Regions from separate parts of the Homo sapiens genome. Here all the other regions are linked to region 3. Evidence: chromatin contacts called from ENCODE Hi-C or POLR2A ChIA-PET data. All regions are on one chromosome and are shown on one strand. Each heading gives the region's core, a stretch centred on a gene start or an enhancer-like site at or near the end of the contact. The rest is flanking DNA. Distances are from core to core; before and after follow the strand shown.

Evidence for each region. A loop is a pair of places that touch in the nucleus more often than their neighbours do. ChIA-PET counts read pairs that join two places held with the same protein, here RNA polymerase II (POLR2A). Pooled maps may share reads with other maps.
Region 1: a pooled map shows a loop between it and region 3 (5-fold over the local background). The contact joins the promoter of RTL5 here to the promoter of OGT in region 3. A Hi-C loop is called at or near these places in 5 of 50 pooled maps.
Region 2: a map of natural killer cell shows a loop between it and region 3 (20-fold over the local background). The contact joins the enhancer-like site here to the promoter of OGT in region 3. A Hi-C loop is called at or near these places in 1 of 168 maps with a recorded cell type or tissue (natural killer cell), 1 of 37 single-sample maps with no recorded cell type and 7 of 50 pooled maps. POLR2A ChIA-PET finds 5 or more read pairs at or near these places in 2 of 52 experiments (Panc1 and naive thymus-derived CD8-positive, alpha-beta T cell).

What each region holds. Positions count from the first base shown.
Region 1 is chrX:72,130,651-72,134,280 of GRCh38, forward strand. RTL5 (retrotransposon Gag like 5) reads right to left here and starts at 1,265. Exons shown (of 1, transcript NM_001405151.1): 1 at 1-1,265. The coding sequence starts at 890. It overlaps NHSL2 (NHS like 2), which reads left to right. Exons shown (of 8, transcript NM_001013627.3): 2 at 1,429-1,584; 3 at 3,441-3,568. RefSeq lists silencers at 1,056-1,125, 1,286-1,345.
Region 2 is chrX:72,099,549-72,103,264 of GRCh38, forward strand. The region is part of intron 1 of NHSL2 (NHS like 2); the gene reads left to right. Among named protein-coding and RNA genes, the nearest start is that of RTL5, 31 kb to the right of the region's middle. RefSeq lists a silencer at 1,569-1,688. Within about 2 kb of position 2,328, at least 7 of the 41 ENCODE cell types and tissues checked have a DNase peak (open chromatin) inside an H3K27ac peak, as active enhancers do; they include natural killer cell, where a contact is called at or near this core.
Region 3 is chrX:71,531,175-71,534,638 of GRCh38, forward strand. It overlaps OGT (O-linked N-acetylglucosamine (GlcNAc) transferase), which reads left to right and starts at 1,930. Exons shown (of 22, transcript NM_181672.3): 1 at 1,930-2,162. The coding sequence starts at 2,126. RefSeq lists enhancers at 981-2,180, 1,681-2,020, 1,846-2,504.

The sequences.
Region 1 (3,630 bases), core at 15-2,514, 600 kb after region 3:
AGGTCGGCCATTTCTGTTGACCATAAGAGCTCTTTGCGGAAGAATTCCGACAGGCCTTTGAGGAATTGGTTTTGGAGGCGGCAGTCATCCCAAGACAAGAATTGGGCCAGGAACTGAAAAGCATCTGCATAGCTGCCGAGGGTACAGTGGCCCTGCTTGAGCTTGCGAATGGCCTTTTTAGCCACACGTGGGGGGATGGGGCCACAGAATTCCTTACGGATTTCATCCAGGAAGCGCGGGAAGTTGGCATGCAAGGGGCTTCCTTCCTGGGTGACCGAGATGGCCCAGTCCTTGGCTTCGCCAGTGAAAAAGGAGATCAGAAAGGCCACCCGCTCGGCGCCCCCGGGGAAATGAACCTCATGGTCGGCTATGAAGGTCTCTAGCTGCATCAGGAATTCAGCCAGGTAGACTGGGTCTCCTGAAAAGGGCTCTATCTCAGGCCGCTCCAGCGGTGCCAGAGGGGGTTGCGGGGGCGGTTCCTTTGACGCGGGCGGAGGCAGCGCCGGCGGGGGCGGGATGGGCAGCAGAGGGGGGTCAGCGGGCCCGTCGGGGGTGCTGCGATCCTGGATCACGTTAATCAAAAGATCATCCGAGATACAGTCGGGCTCCGCGCGTGGGGGAGGCCGGCACAAGAAGGGCAGTTCTCCCCCGGGAATGACTTCGATCTCACTGAGCGCGAACTCCAAGTTCTCCTCCGCAAGGACGGGCACTATGGGTACTGGCCAGCGGATGTAGCTGGAGACATTGCCCCGCAAGGAATTAACCTCGGCCAGGGCTCTCCCGAGCTGGAGGCCCAAATTGGCATTCTCCCCGCGAAGGGCATTTAATTCTTCGCGCAGGGCCACATTCGCCATGCGGAGGCTGTTGAGATTTCCTGACGCCTCAGACATCTCGACAAGCCCAGGGGCCCTGGGGCTCCGTGGTGGGGAAAGGGGAACTGGAACTACGGGCGGCCGGAGGAGGCCGAAATGCGGCGGCGGGGCTCGGGAGGGACCGAAGTGCGGCAGCGGGGCACGGGCCAGGCCGGGCCACACCCACCGGGGCGAGCTCGGAGGGCGGCGCTCTGGGCGGAGGGCCCGGCGGCTCGGCCCAGGGCGCGTTACCTCGTCGCCGGGGCCGGAGAGGGCGGGCGGAGGCACGGGGCCCGGAGGCGCCAGGCGGAGGATGCGGGCGACACGGTGGCGGCGGCGACCGCGCGACCGGGCGGGCGGGCGGGCAGGGGCGAGCGGAGCGGGAGGGAGCGGACTGCGGCAGGATCTGTCGAGGAAAAATCTTGCGGCCGGCGATTCCCCGCCTTTTAAGCGCAGCCTCGCACTCCCCCCACCCCACGCAGGGGCGGGCCTTGGGGAACCGCGGGCGCCCACTGGCCGCCGCGCGCCGCTCCCCTCCAGCTCGCCTGCGCCTCTCACTGACTCTCTCCTTCCCTAGCTGCAGCTAACTCGGGTCGGGAAAATGCGACAGCGACTGCCCACTCGAGGTCGTCATGGCGACAGCCAGTGAACGTGTTCCTCTCCTCGGGCAGGCCCCCGAGTGTAGAGGAGCTGCTTCGGGAGGCGCAGCTCAATCTCCAGAGCCTGTTGCAAGGTACCGAGAGGGAGGGGGGCTGCGGCCGGAGCCCAGAAGCGAGATGCGCAGCGGCAGGAGGGAGGCAAAGAAGAAAGAGGACAGGGACCAGCAAGATAAAGACAGAGAGTTTAAAAACAATCGACAAAGCAGTTTCCAGCTTTCACCTTTCAGCCTAATGATTCTGAAAGAGGCTATTTCCAGGGCTGTTTCCCCCCATCCCCAGCCCCTTTTTTCAGCTCAGTAGCCCATGGGGAAACAAGGACAGAGACTGAGGCAGGGCCATAAGTTATGCCATTCACCGAGAGCTGGGTGGGAGACTCCCACAATGTGGGCCTACATTCCCTCCAGCCCCCCTCTTGCCACATCGCCCATGCCTTTGGGATCCTGGCACCAGAAGACAAAGGGGGCATCTGCAGGATCTCCCACTCTGGGCTTCACTCACTCTGCTCTTGCAATAACCCCTGGATAGCTACTGCCTCACCAAAGTAAGCCCAATACACAGCACCCAGAGGTCACCTATTTTGTCCCCCCTAACCAAGCCTGAGCTTCTCGATGTAAAGAATCACATCTTGCTACCCTTAGGTTTCCAGAAGCACCTGGCACAAGGCTGGATTCCCTCCCCACCTGCCAAGAGGTGCTCAGTGGATGTTGAGCATGAAAAGAGGTCTTGTCAGCACTCCTTTATCTATACTAATAAAGGTTAACTCTAATGGCGAATAGAAAACTGCTGATGGGCCACCAACAGGATGACAGCCATAACCCCCACCCCCTACCAGGGCAGTGGTGACCTTGGAAAAGCAAGATGCCAAGGGACACCATGAGCCTTGTGTTCAGATAACAAAGGACTTGCCACACAGAAAAAGAGTCGATGTGCTCTGTGTTGCTACCATGGCAGAATTAGGACCAGTGGGTGGAAACCCAGAAGGAGGCACATTCCACCTCCAGATAAGGAAGAACTTTCTGACACACCTGACAGCCCCAACTGTCCGTGGAAGAAATGAGCTGCCTTGGGAGGGAGGGAGCTCCCCTTCCCTGCAGGTGTGTGCGCTGAGGCTGAAGAAACACCTAGAAGGGCTGCTGAGGAGGGAGTCTGGGCACAGAATGAGGCGTTGGACCAAAGAACCCCAAGAGCAACCCCAAATCTCTGTGATTCTGAGTCTTTGTTCAGTGTACATACAGCATGAATGTCCCTTCTCTACTCTCACTTTCTTCATGTATTCTCATCAAATTCATCACTTCAATCAACCCTATTCAAATCTTGTGCATCCTTACTCACTGATGATGCCGCTGAACTTCTGCCTCTTTTATGCTGTTACCTCCTCCTTCCCTCTCCTTCACCTTAGCCCTCCTAGACCTGACATCACTTACAGCGGGACTAAGGTGCAGGGAACACGGCCCACAAAGGCTCAAGTAAAAGTTCTTGACATCCAAGAAAGAACTCCAGATTGGACTTCCTGGTGTAAATCTCTTCTTGCTTCACACAGGTCATTTCCTTGGTAGGGTCGCAGAAAACCTTAAGAGCTGCAGGGCTTCAAAGAGAGGAACTTGCAGTCCAAAGTAGCAAAAGGTGTCTGCATTCTGAGCCTCTTTTCGTAACTGAGCACTCAAGGTGGGGATCATTGAGATAAGGGCTTGGTCCCCAAACCACCACAGCATGAATTTATTGACTTTCTCTTCTCCTCGATCCTCATGGTCCTGGGAAGCAAGCACTTTTCCATTTCCAAATCCAGTGGCTCAAACACCTGGAAATAGCCTAAAGAAAATGCAAGTCAGGCCTGGCAGCTAGAGCAGGAGTCCTGGCTCATGGCCCTTCCCCGGCCCAGCGCTCGGCCATGGCACCCTAGAGTGTGTGTCTCCACTGTGCTATTTTTCAGAAGAATATGAGGAACAGTACTCGGAGGCCAGACTTGTGGGGCAGACCTTCCGCTCTTCTGATGAGGCCACTAAGCCCACCCCCAACCCAAGGCCCCAGTCTGCCAGGCGTCTGGAGTTTATATTGATGGTGAGTTGCCTCATCCCCCACCTGGGAGAGCCAGCATGCACCCACTGACAAGAGACCTCCAG
Region 2 (3,716 bases), core at 1,078-3,577, 570 kb after region 3:
TTAGTAGAGATGGGATTTCACCATATTGGTCAGGCTGGTCTCAAACTCCTGACCGCATGATCCACCCACCTCAGCCTCCCAAAGTGCTGGGATTGCAGGCGTGAGCCGCCACGCCGGCCACCAGTATCCCCATTTCTAGTAGCCACATTTAAAAAGTAAAAAGAAAAAGGTGAAATTAATTTTAATAATATATTTAATTTACTCCAATATATCAAAAATAGTGTCTTACAATGTAATCAAATATTAAAAATTATTAATGGGATACTTTACATTCTTTGTTTCATATTCAGTCTTTGAAATCTGGTGTATGTTTTACACATCCAGCACATTTCAGTTCAGACTGCCAATTTCAAGAGCTTAAGAGCCACATGTGGCTTCTGGCTACCGTATTGAACAGTGGAAGTTGAGCAGGCAGAGAGATTCAAAATGTCACCTGAGCTGTGTGTCTCTGTGGTTGGTAGGAATGGATTAGAAGGTCAGACATTGAGGACAAAATCCTCAACTTCACCACTCAAGGCAACTCATGAAGCTTCTCAGGGTCTTGGTTTGTGGACTCCAATAAATTCAACGTATGCTGGTTGAGTGCAGACCAGAACAGCCGAGCCAAGTACAGTCAGGCCTCGCTTCACAATGGGGATACGCTACGAGAGAAATGCGTCATTAGGTGATTTCCTCATTGTGCAAACATCATAGAGTGTACTTACACAGACCTAGATAGTGTAGCCTGCTGCACACCTAGGCTATATGGTACAGCCTATGGCTCCAAGGCTACAAACCCATACAGCACGTGACTGTGCTGAATACTACAGGCAGTTGTAACACGATGGTACTTATCTGTGTATCTAAACATAACTAAACCTAGAAAAGATAGAGCAAAACTATGGTATCATCTAATGGGGCCACTGTCATATATGCAGTTGTCATATATGCAGTCCATTAAGCAGGGGTCCTCAACCCCTGGGCCATGGACCCGTACCAGTCCATGACCTGTTAAGAACTGGGTCACACAGCAGGAGGTGAGTGGCAGGCGGGCGAGCATTACCGCCTGAGCTCCACCTCCTGTCAGATCAGCAGCGGCATTAGATTCTCATAGGAGCAGGAACCCTACTGTGAGCTGTGCATGTGAGGGATCTCAATTACTTGCTCCTTATAAGAATCTAACTAATGCCTGATGATCTGAGGTGGAACAGTTTCATCCTGAATCCATGCCCCCACCCAAGTCCGTGGAGAAATTGTCTTCCACAAAACCAGTCCCTAGTGCCAAAAAGGTTGGGGACTGCTGTGTTAACTTACATGCCATTATGTGGCATATTGCTGTACAAATGGCCCTGGCCTTTCCACAAGCCGTAGCATGGCCACAGAGATATAGAAAGAGCCTGAGTGCTCACGAGGTGATTATCTGAGGTCTGTCACAGGTTCCCCTTTCTTTGCTTTCAGAGGCATCTCTGTTCACAGCGTCTCATCACACTCAAAACCCAATGCCTGTTTCCTTTTTTTTTTTTTTTTCAAAAGCAGAGTGTGTGGCAACGGGGCTCTGAGGAAATCCCTACCACTGTGGTTGGGGAGGGTGTGGTGTGAAGAACCCACATTGTGGCTTACTCAACTGTGAGATCTTAACTCTGTGGCCCCAGAGCCACTGTGCTCCTGGGCGGCAGTGGTGACAGCCATGGCGGCACAGCTTAGAGCCTGGAATGGTAAGCATGGGCTCAATTGCATCCTGCAAGAAGACTCGCATCAGGGTTTGAGCTCGGGGTTTGGTGTCTGGGTGGGTGTCGGCAGAATGGGAGGAGGCAGGTGGCTGGAGAGCACTGGGGACAGGTGGAGCAGCCAGTTTTGCCCTGGCCTGAGTCAGGCCAGGTTTGGGAAGCATTTGGACTCCACAGCAGGCTTGGGTGCTCGGCCCCTGGATTGACAGGAAGCTGAGAAATGTGATTATCTCCCACGGGACAACATGCTGTCCCCAAACAAAGGTGGCGGTCGCATGCCCACTGCCTAAGTTCTAAACGAGCCCTCCCCCAGCCTTTTCTCCCCAAGCTGGCCAGCTACAAGACCCAACCCCATGGTGGAGCCGAGGGTTCAGAGCAGCTAGGCACAGGAGAAAGGAATTTCCTCCTGTGGCTGCCTGGGAGGGAGCTCTTTTTCATCGGCCCCACCTGCCAGCTTCCCCATTACCAGGCCGAGGAGTGGAACACCAGCATTCCTTTTCCCTTCCTACTGCTGCCTCCTCCAGCCCTGCAGCCTAGAAACTCTCAGTGGTATCAGACTCCTGAAGCACCAGGCAACAGCCCAGCTTCTTTCTGCTTGGTCACACAAGCTGTGGCCTCCCAAATCATGCCTGGGCTAGGAAGACAGAGCAGTGTCACAGGAAATCTAAGTCCCATGCACATGGTGATCTCACCCCAGCCTCTACTGCTTCAGCCCCCTCCTGAGGCTGGCCAAAGCGTAGAAGCCCTGCTGATTAAGCCTCTTCCCTGAATGTTGGCAGCCTAGGCTCTGCACTAACTTAGCACCTAGTGCAGAGCCTGTCACGTGCATGGGAGCTACCCAGTAGCATTCTCTTGGACGGATAAATGCATGGGTGAATTAACATGCTTTGGATATTGTCTTTGTTGTACCTCCTCAGGGCTCCCAAAGCCTTAAAACTAGAACTTGTCACCTCATCACTTTAGAACCTTCTATTTGCAGGCATCTATGCACCTGCTGATCTCTCCCACTAAGAAAAGGTGACAAGAGAAACCAGCCAGGGGATTCCTGAGGGTAGTCTAGGAGTCTCGAAGCCTTGCAGTGGTCTTCCAGGCTGAATCATCCTACCTCGAGAACCAAGAGCATGAGAGTTGGCATCAGACAGACTTAGTTCAAGTCTCAACCCTGCTATTTCCTGTATATATAATCTTAGTCAAAAGTCATTTCACCACTCTTAAGATTTAGTACTCTACTCTGTAAAATGGGGCTAAAAATACCTACCCAGCATTATGGTGAGGAATAAATGAGAAAATGTGTTAGGTTGAATCCTATGAAACTGTCCAAAGCATTTAAATGCCAGCAAATTTGTATGGTTCAACCTAATATATAAAGTAGCCTTTATAAACTATAAAGTATAATAAATAGCCCTATATAAGTATTCATTATTCTTAACAGATATAATTTGTAAGTCACAGAATATTGTTTCTTGCAGTATTAGTAATCCCTTTCATCAGAATACAGGTCAAACTAACAGAAGAAGCCACTTATCTGACAATCGTGGGCTGCAGGCATTTCCTGGAGCATTTTGGCCTGGGAAATAGGGAGCAGGTATTTTTAGGAAACTAGACTGGTTCATGGAAAGCAATGGAGGTGAACACCAGGGTGACTCGTGACAGCTCCTACCTGGAAATGATTAACCCGCAAAAGCACAGTAGGAGTTGGCACATTCTCTTGCCCCAGATGGGAGTACCCACTCCCTAGCTCCAGTAGCAAAGCAGAGGCTGCCTAGGACAAACATTCCTTCCCGGGGGACAGAGCCAAAGGGTCCTAGGCCAGCAGACATCTGGAGGAAACTAAAAACAGCTTCTTGCCAACTTTTCCCTCCCTAGTGGCAGCTATCAAGCCCAGGTAGCTCCTCTTGACCTAGCAAAGTCCCACGCCTGGGAAAGCTTGGATTTGGAACTGATAGCTGCAGTGGCCACAGTGGAGGGAGTGGGGGAAGGTTCTCACCATATTATGCATCGCTCCCTCAA
Region 3 (3,464 bases), core at 680-3,179:
ATTTAATTATAATTGGTTCTAAATTTAAAATTGCACATAAAAAAAACCCAGAAATCAATGTGAACAACAATAAAAAACATACAAAAGCACTTCCTTCAATGTCTAGATCAAGGCTTCTTTCTCACCCCCTCCAACCTTACCTGTTTCCTCCCTAGATATTCATAGAGAGTAATATATTTTATCATCTAAATAGTCTTCTGTATTGCTCTCTAGTAGCTTTTTGTGTCTACCTAACTAGGCTTCAGATTCCTTGAGGGCGAGGATTTCTGTTCATTTTTGTGCCCCCCACAGTGCCTTGCACATAGAGACTCTAGTAAATGTTACTTATTGGCTGAAGAATTAGGAACATGACCTGCATTTAACAACAAAAAGAGTTTTTGTTAATTAGCTAGCACCCGCTCATCAGCAAGGCCTAAACATCTGCCAGTGGAATCTGAGAAGTCTCTTCTAAAAGTTGAAAAGCTGAGTTTACTCATTACAGATAGGGAACTTGTAGTAGGTGTGTGTGTGCGGGGGGGAGGTTTTACCAGTTAAATCAAATTACAAGAGGTTGGTGCTCAATTTTCAGGAGAGTTTGTGTAGTGATTTTTGTCTTTTTCACTGCATGATGTGACTCTTGATTATGGGATGGAAGAAATTAGCATTATGAATTTTCTCTGTGCCATTTCCATAATTAATTGTTTGTTGACTGTTTTGAAGAAATTTAAGCAGAATTTGAGGACTTAGTTTTAAAAAATGTAGTGAAGGGGCTAGGTAGCAAAAACTTTTTGAAGAAATTCATTGACCTGCTTTCTTAGATCAAGGACTTTTTGAAATAAAAAGGCTCTCAGAGATCCAACTTGTAGCCTCCAGTGGCTTGTAATACTTTCTTGCTGATGTGGCAAGCTACCTTAAGTCGTTTCTAGAACAAGAGGTGAAGTATAAATACCAATGTGACAAAATGTCTGAACAGTAGACTTGAAACTGCAGGAAGATCGTAAGAACCGATTTGTTCAAGGAAGTAGAGGCAATTCATGACTCAATCTAGACGTGTGGTTTAGGCAGATGGCAAGTGAATTCATTTATCATTGTTGATCTGCTTTGAGCTCAGTGGAATCGCCGACTGTGACAATGTGCAGAGCTAGCTGGTGGAAATGAAGTCACAACTCGAGGAGAGTCATGGATTTTGACGAACGTGAATCACCTTTAACATTTTTATGGCTGCCTTCGGAGTGCAAACGCCCAGCATGTCCCTGAGTTATTAAACATTTGCCCTATCACCGTGGGCAGGAGTATTCTGAATACCAAAACGATTTTGAAATTTCAGGCTATACGGCCAACATTGAAGGTGTCTGCATTCAACTGGCCCTGTGAAAGCTTCAGTCTTTTTCATCGAAGTGCTGAAATCGATGGCCGAGTCACAATGAAGACGGGCTCAAATCGGAACCCTCTCGCTCCTCGTTTTGAGCAGCTGTCTTTGAGAGGCAATCTTCTGAATTGACTGGCTCAGAATTGATCCGTGAGAGTCGTAACCATCCGTTTTTGTACGAATACAGTTGATAAACTTTTTTAGACGCCTTTGGCATTTATGTTTAAAACGACACCACCTGCTAAGTAACAAACACTCTTCTTAATCGCGGTGGCAAAAACGTATCCGTCCCGTGTGTGTTTGTTTTTACCCTTCCGCTACACTCTTAAGAAACTTGGCCGCTTCCGCCCCAGAGAGTGCCCTAACCACGAGTCGGGTTGACAGGGCTGCTCGCATGCGCGGTCTCCACCGTGGTGTTTGTCGCAATGGGCGCTGCGCGGAGGACTACATGGAATCTCGACTTTGCAGCTTGAAGTCATTTTGTTGGCGGCGCTGGTTACCGGCTACCTCCGCGCGGGCACTTGATTGTAACAGAAAGTAGTTCCGGCCCATGTTGTTTCGGCCGAGGAGCCGTCGCCGCCATTTCAAGACCGTACTAGGTAGATGGTCAATTAGAGTTCCCAGGGTTTGAAGCCTGTAACTGCTGCCGCCGCTCAAGCCCTCCAGAGCATTGCTACGGCTGCTGCCCTTGTACTACTACCTCCAAATACGTTCTTGCTGGTAGTGGCGGCAGCAGGACCAATTACCTCTTTTTTGCTCTCCCTCGAGAAGCTCCAGATGGCGTCTTCCGTGGGCAACGTGGCCGACAGCACAGGTACCGGTGTCCCGTTCTACCTTGGCAGATGCCCCCTTGGGGTCTCGCGCCGTCCTCTACCTTGTATCACTCCTTCCCTCCCTTCCCTCGAACCATCCCCATTACATCAGTGACATTGCTAAGCTTTTCGTGGTCTACTGGCATCTGATCACATCGGGTTTTCCGCTGTTGTCCGCTTCCCGAACATTTCCTCCTCCTCCCTTGCTTGCTTTTTGCTGCCTTTCTTGCTTTGTTTTTATTTCGTAAATGTTCTAGCATTCCACTCTCTCCAGGCGCTTTTATCACACGTGCGCGCTTAGAATGTCGTGGAATGGACTGCATTGGAATCCCTGCCCTTTCACTCCTTTGCAGCGGTTTTCTCCCCTAATTCCAGCTCATCGCCTCTCCTTTTTCCCCTCCATCTCCTCCTTCATCTCCCCCCCCAGTCTTTTCCCCTTAGCCAGATTTGGTCCTTCTCTGCCAATCTAGGGCGGGGGTGCCGTTCCGATGTAATCATATCCTCACTTTGCATCACCCGAGGACGATCAAAAGCTCGTCGATGGTGCCACAAGTCACCTCGAGAAGAGGGGACATTGAGCAGCACCCTGCTAGGCAGTGCCTTTCTGGTGTTCTTTCGGTTGAGCGGTCCCGGTTTAGATTGGAAATTTCCAGGGGTTTCCTTTGCCATCGCCCAATTCCACCGCTGCCCTCAGCCTGGATTTCCCACCCTGTCCGCGGGGAACCACACCCTTCCCTTCGCGAGGTTGCCAGCCCTGTTCACTTCCTATCCTTGGGGGAGAAACCACCCCGATGCTGCTGCTTTGGCGTTGACCACCCTGCCCGCCCAATTCTCGCTTTGTGTTACTTTCTCGATGTATTCCTCCGCCGCCGCCTCTGGGTCTGCCATCCCCATTCTTCAGCCCAGTATCTCTTTATTCACAGGGTGTAATATTCTTTTAAGTTTCCATCCCTGCTTGAAGAGTTTGTAAAGCAACTGGAGTGTAGCTGCACAAGTACAAGGCGGTTGCCCTTTTAGACACTTCAGTCGCGAGCATTTGGTACTGAAAATACGAAAACAACCAAATTGTAGGAGTGTCCTTCAGCTGCCTTTCCATATTGAGGCGATTTGGGCGGAAGGGGGTGGGGAATTGGGCTGCGCTTCTGAGGTTTCCCGCGAGGTTATTTTTTGGTTGTTTCTCAGTTGAGATGTGTGGAGGGTTTTAGCTACTGTTCCTGGAAGTTGTGCTGTAAGTAGTAGGTGAATCGTCAATAGTGTCTTATCCGTAATTGTAGGGAGTGGGATTAATAATTAGTCCGTGCTCC